Linked DNA regions of Homo sapiens: region 2 is linked to region 1. Evidence: read pairs that join two places in POLR2A ChIA-PET (ENCODE). Cell type or tissue: PC-9. All regions are shown on one strand. Links, peaks and the distances in the headings refer to the core of each region. The heading gives the core; the rest is flanking DNA. Region 1 overlaps FALEC (focally amplified lncRNA regulator of ECM1). Region 2 overlaps CERS2 (ceramide synthase 2).

Region 1 (2,909 bases), core at 259-2,758:
CGAACTCCTGACCTCAGGTGATCAGCCTGGCTCAGCCTCCCAATGTGCTGGGATTTCAGATGTGAGCCACCACGCCTGGCCTATTTTTATTTTTTATTTATTTACTTATTTATTTTTGAGATGGAGTCTTGATCTGTTGCCCAGGCTGGAGTGCAGTGGTATGATCTTGACTAACTGCAACCTCTGCCTCCCGGGTTCAAGCGAGTCTCCTGCCTCAGCCTCCCGAGTAGCTGGGATTACAGGTGCCCACCACCACGCCTGGCTAATTTGTGTATTTTTAGTAGAGATGAGATTTCACCCTGTTAGCCAGGCTGGTCTTAAGCTCCTGACCTCAGGTGATCTGCCCGCCTCAGCCTCCCAAAGTGATGGGATTACAGGTGTGGGCCACTGTGCCTGGCCAAAAACTTAAAAGCTTGAAAAACTCATTTTAAAAGCACCAGAGGCTGGGCATGGTGGCTGGTCTGGAACCTGGAATTTGAGACCCACCTGGCCAACATGGGGCCAATATGGCGAAACCCCACCTCTACTAAAAATACAAAAGTTAGCTGGGCGTGGTGGTGGGCACCTGTGATTCCAGCTACTCGGGAGGCTGAGGCAGGAGAATCGCTTGAACCCGAGAGGCGGAGGTTTCAGTGAGCCAAGATCGCACCACTCCACTCCAACCTGGGCGACGTAGCAAGGCTCCATCTCAAAAAATGTATAAGTAAATAAATAAATAAATAAAAGTTTTCATTGGTAGGAGGACTTGCTTGAATTATCTAGTCATATATATGCAGAATTGGTGGTCCCATTGACCCTCAAGTGAGGCATCCAATAGGCAGCAAATATTTTCAGGGAAGGTGGGGTCCTCGCTGTATTATGGAAGAAATCATGATTGGTCTAAGTCAATCATGGTAACCCTCTTCCTCTTCGCCTATCCGGGGTGGGCATATGACCCAGGTTTCACCAAAAAGACACAAGAGGAAGACTCCAGGGAACTTGTGGATGAATTTTTGTGCCCTTATAAAAGAGAGCTGTTGAGGAACCAGAGCCCTTTCTCTTTTTTTTTGCATTGGGATGATGTTATATAAGGAAGGCACAGTTGATTCTGTGGCAACATCTTATAACTGAGAGAGAAGTGAAGAAAATTGCAAAGATGTCAACTCCTGCTTCTTGATATTGTGAAGCCTCTTAAAAACTTTGGAACTTTTTGCTTCTGGGCTTCTTGAGGAAACAGTCAACATCCTTATGGTTTTGCTGTTAGTCAGGTTTTCTGTTATGTGTAGGCCAAAGCATTCCTAGCCGACATGTCATCCCTGAAGTCTCAGCTTTAAATGTCATTCCTCAGGGAGACCTTCCTGAAACCCCCAGATCAACACATTCTGTAACACTCCCCACTGTCCCTGAGTGGTCCTCATCACACTTGTAATTATTATTACTATTAATTTTTTTTTTTTTTTTGAGATGGAGTCTCACTCTGTCGCCCAGGCTGGAGTGCAGTGGTGCAATCTCGGTTCACTGCAAGCTCCGCCTCCCAGGTTCACGCCATTCTCCTGCCTCAGCCTCCCGAGTAGTAACTGGGACTACAGGTGCCCACCACCACGCCCAGCTAATTTTCTTTCGTATTTTTAGTACAGATGGGATTTCACCATGTTAGCCAGGATGGTCTCAATCTCCTGACCTCTTGATCCGTCTGCTTCGGCCTCCCAAAGTGCTGGGATTACAGGCGTGAGCCACTGCGCCTGGCACTTGTAATTATTAATATTTATTGAATGATGGTCTTTGTCTCAGGGCTATTTGCTCCACCAGAGCAGAGACTATGACAGGCATCCCAGAGCCTAGCCCAATGACAGGCACAGGAGCCACTAAATAAATAGCAAAAAAAAAAAAAAAAAAAAAAATCAAAGGATCTAGAGCACAGGTGGAGGGAGAAGCAGGATAAATCCGTGAAAGGTGTGAATTGAAATATGTGCAGCTGGGCTTCTGCTATCACATGGAAACTTTAAAGCTTAATGAATCATTAAAGAAGGGTTGGAATGACCATTGTGGGAACGGGGTGTGAGTGTTTATCTGGTACAGTAAGAGCTGCCAAGTAGTGTTAAAGGCCCAGCTGGGATTAGAAACCATACGTGTGCATTGGCAGAAACCAGCAGAATTAGAAGATTTCCTCCAGCAGCGTTCAGCCATCTGAGTGTGGGAGAGAAGCTGGGTAATTAGGTCAGCCCCAAAATGGGGGCTTGGTGGGCAGGCTGCTGCCTTTTGTTCCTTTCTCAGATGAAGTAAATGAAAATAGATGTGGAATTTTGTTTTCCTTGTCCCCAAAATGAAACCTTGTAGAACTCAAAGGCTTGCCCTTTGGCCCTAGACTGGAGCCAAAAAGGCTGAAGCATTTACCCCAAACGTCTTCCCCTATGGCCTGCTTGCCTAGCAGGGCCCATGGAAAGATTTGTGGGGATCTGTGATTTTTTTTTTTTTTTGAGGTGGAGTCTCGCTCTGTCACCCAGGCTGGAGTGCAGTGGCGCCATCTCGGCTCACTGCAAGCTCCGCCTCCCGGGTTCACGCCATTCTCCTGCCTCAGTCTCCCGAGTAGCTGGGACTACAGGCGCCTGCCACCACGCCCGGCTAATTTTTTGTATTTTTAGTAGAGACGGGGTTTTCCCATGTTGGCCAGGATGGTCTCGATCTCCTGACCTCATGATCCGCCCACCTCAGCCTCCCAAAGTGCTGGGATTACAGGGGTGAGCCACCGCGCCCAGCCTGTGAATTTCTTAAAGTATGCAAAATGCGGTGTGTCTGTGTGTGTGCATTTTTCTGGGGCGAGTATCTGTAGCTTACATCAAATTCTTTAAAGGGTGATCCAGAAAGACAAGAGCCCCTAACTTGGGTCAGCTCTTGGATCCACTGCTGTGGATCAGGGCCTGACTGATGGG
Region 2 (2,909 bases), core at 1-2,500, 440 kb after region 1:
AAACATTGCAGGGCTGAGGCAAACCCTTCTTCCCCTTCCCTACAACCTACAACCCATCTGAGTAGCAAGTCCCTAAAGAAAAATTAAGAGACAGGGTAGGCTGGGCAGTAGCTCACGCCTGAAATCCCAGCACTTTGGGAGACCAAGGCAGGCTGATCACTTGAGCTCAGGAGTTTGAGACCAGCCTGGGCAACACGGTGAAACCCCATCTCTACAAAAAATACAAAAATTAGCTGGATGTGGTGGCACATGCCTGTAATCCCAGCTACTCAGGAGGCTGAGGTGGGAGGATCACTTGAGCCTGGGAGGTGAAGGTTGCAGTGAGCCATGCTCTTGCCACTGCACTCCAGCCTGGGTAACACAGTGAGACTCTGTCTCAAAAAAAAAAAAAAAAAAAAAAAAGCCAAGGTAAAGCAAAATTATGTCCCCAAATGACACTGAGCTCCACAATCACTGGACATCGAACTACTGCACACAAGGTTGACACTCCATGCCAAGCCATCTAGTCCCTACACACAAGGCAGAAGGACCCTATGTATAACTCTTCAGAAAGAAAAGTGAAGGTAGGGCTGCAAAGAGTCAGGGATTGTGGGGCAGGGAACCAAGAGAGCGGACCAATACATCTGATGGAATTAAGAGCTATTCTTTTATTTTCTTTTGAGACAGGGTCTTCCTCTGTCACCCAAGCTGGAGTGCAGTGGTACAATCACAGCTCACTGCAACCTCCACCTCCCAGGTTCAAGCCATCCTCCCCTCCTGCCTCAGCCTCCCGAGTGCCTGGGGCTATGAGTAGCATGCACTACCAAGTAGCACACACCACATCTGGCTAATTTTTGAATTTTTTTTTTGGTAGAAACAGGGTTTTGCCATGTTGCCCAGACTGGTCTTGAACTCCTGGGCTCAAGCAACCTGCCAGCCTTGGCCTCCCAAAGTGCTGGGATTACAGGCATGAGCCACGGTGCCTGGTCAGAGCTATTTCGTATAAATGCTCATCCAGAAAACAGAATCCTAGTCTGCAGGGGAACACCCATACCCTCTCAGTCTAGGAAAGAGCCGCTATGTAAACCTCCTCCCCCAACTGAAAGACGAACAACATGGTGGGAGTGACCACTTGGATACCCAGAGGAGGGAGGGAACGGTCAGACGTGTGTGGCTCATGAGGGAAGAGCAGCTGCTTGAAGCTGAGAGGAATGGCAAGATGGTCCAGGAGAGCCAGGGATGCTGGGTCCAGCAAACACCTGGCAATCCTAGGACTCAGCAAGAAGCCGCAGCAGGATGACCATGACAGTCTTTTCCAGGCTCCCCACCCCTTGTTCTCCTGGGAAGGAGATGAGGCGGTGGGATTTAGGCTGGCCCAGAAAGTGAAAGCAGAGACAGGAAGAAAAGAGAGTGGTGAAATTGTTATCCACAGTGACCTGGAGACTAGTTGGTGCCACTGACTGAAGACAGAGCCTGAGACCACAGCTGGGCTGGGCTGGTCCTGCTGCTGCTCTGACAGCTCCCGCTCCACCCCCACCCACCACTGTAGCCCTTGCGAAATCCCTCAGCCTGTCACGGGTCAGTATTCCAGCTCAAGGACTTTACCCCCTTGTCCCCACTCCTGGTCACTGCTCTCTCGGATGAAATCAGAGGTCAGCACTGCCAGTAAAGGAGCTTCAGCTCCACCTTCTCCCCTCCTCCTCCCCCAAATCACACACACACATTCCAGACACTGCCCCTGCCCCCTCCACCTCAGCCAGAATAAATATTTAATTAAACAGATGGAAGCCTTCTGAACTGAACAAAATTAAATGTAATTATCCACAGTGGAACTTTCCCCACACAAACACACACTTTTTTCCTAGAGAAAAGTTGTAGAAAATTGAATAAAGAAGGGACAAGGGTAGAAAATGCACAGAGAAGGGACAATGCGGAACACTTTGATGTGTGCACATGGCCCCCTCTTCCCACTTTTTTGCTCAGCCTGATTGGAAGCGAGAAATCAGCCTGACCCAGTCACCTGACTGCTGTCTCTTGGAGCCCAACTTCTCCAGGGAAATGTAAAGCCAAAGGTACCATGTTGCCCTGGCAGTCCTAGACTTCAGATCCCATCCCCAACCAGGTCTGTGAAAACTGGCAGGGATGTTTCTCTAGTCAGGCGGCAGGCTGGAGTCGCAGAGGGAGGGTGGAGCCCCTGCTGGACTCCTGGGGCCCAGGAATGTCTCATGCCTGCAAAACAGGGGGTGGGGGGCAGGCAAAGTAGGCACTAGAGCATGGTCAAGGACAGACACCTGGGCAGTGCAACTTCCTCATCCCCAAGATGAGATAGCGCCTGTCCTCTTCCACTCCAAGCAGGGAGAGTGGAAGACTTGGGAAATGCAGATTAATGGGGGCTTTTACACTGAGGTTGCAGGCTTCCCATGACCACAGCCCTCCCTGGTGGTCCTGCACCTCCATTAGCAGAGAGGCACTACCCCCATCTCCCCAGCAGGGAGGCCCCAGATTCAGCAGGGTCAGGACCTCTGACTCAACATGAAGAGAGGGGAGGACAGCTGGGGCCTGGCCGGCCTCACTTACACATCCCCACAGAACCAAAGAGTTGGGTCCCTGTGGCAGTACTGGGGAGGCCTCTTAGCACCAGCACACAGATCCAAGCAAGACCCCATAAACAAGAGGCTGGGGCAAGAAAAGCTGAAGTGTACACACGGTAAGGAGACAACCCTGTTTTTCCAGGCCCCCTGGGCCTTCAGGGCAGTTACTTGACTTCTTATGGAGAAAATCACATCTAGAAACACTTTTCCACCCAGACTTCACTCCCCCATACACATGAAGAGACATGGTATCTGTCTACGCTCTCTCTCACACACACCTGCCTTGGAGGCACAGATGCCACTTTCTGAGGCACAGGCTGGAGAGGGGCCAGAAGAGCA

The links. Peaks named below come from ENCODE experiments on the same cell type or tissue, not always from the same donor. Only the 100,000 strongest peaks of a DNase experiment are listed, where the experiment ranks them.
Region 2: POLR2A ChIA-PET joins it to region 1 with 12 read pairs; 3 of 35 experiments call an interaction of 5 or more read pairs at or near these places.

What each region holds. Positions count from the first base shown.
Region 1 is chr1:150,527,160-150,530,068 of GRCh38, forward strand. The region is part of intron 3 of FALEC (focally amplified lncRNA regulator of ECM1); the gene reads left to right. Among named protein-coding and RNA genes, the nearest start is that of FALEC, 13 kb to the left of the region's middle. In PC-9, for the core only: no CTCF peak of the experiment used is centred there; DNase peaks (open chromatin) are centred at 1,242 and 2,022.
Region 2 is chr1:150,969,850-150,972,758 of GRCh38, forward strand. All of the region lies in intron 1 of CERS2 (ceramide synthase 2), which reads right to left. Among named protein-coding and RNA genes, the nearest start is that of CERS2, 3.5 kb to the right of the region's middle. In PC-9, for the core only: no CTCF peak of the experiment used is centred there; no DNase peak of the experiment used is centred there; H3K4me3 peaks cover 232 bases.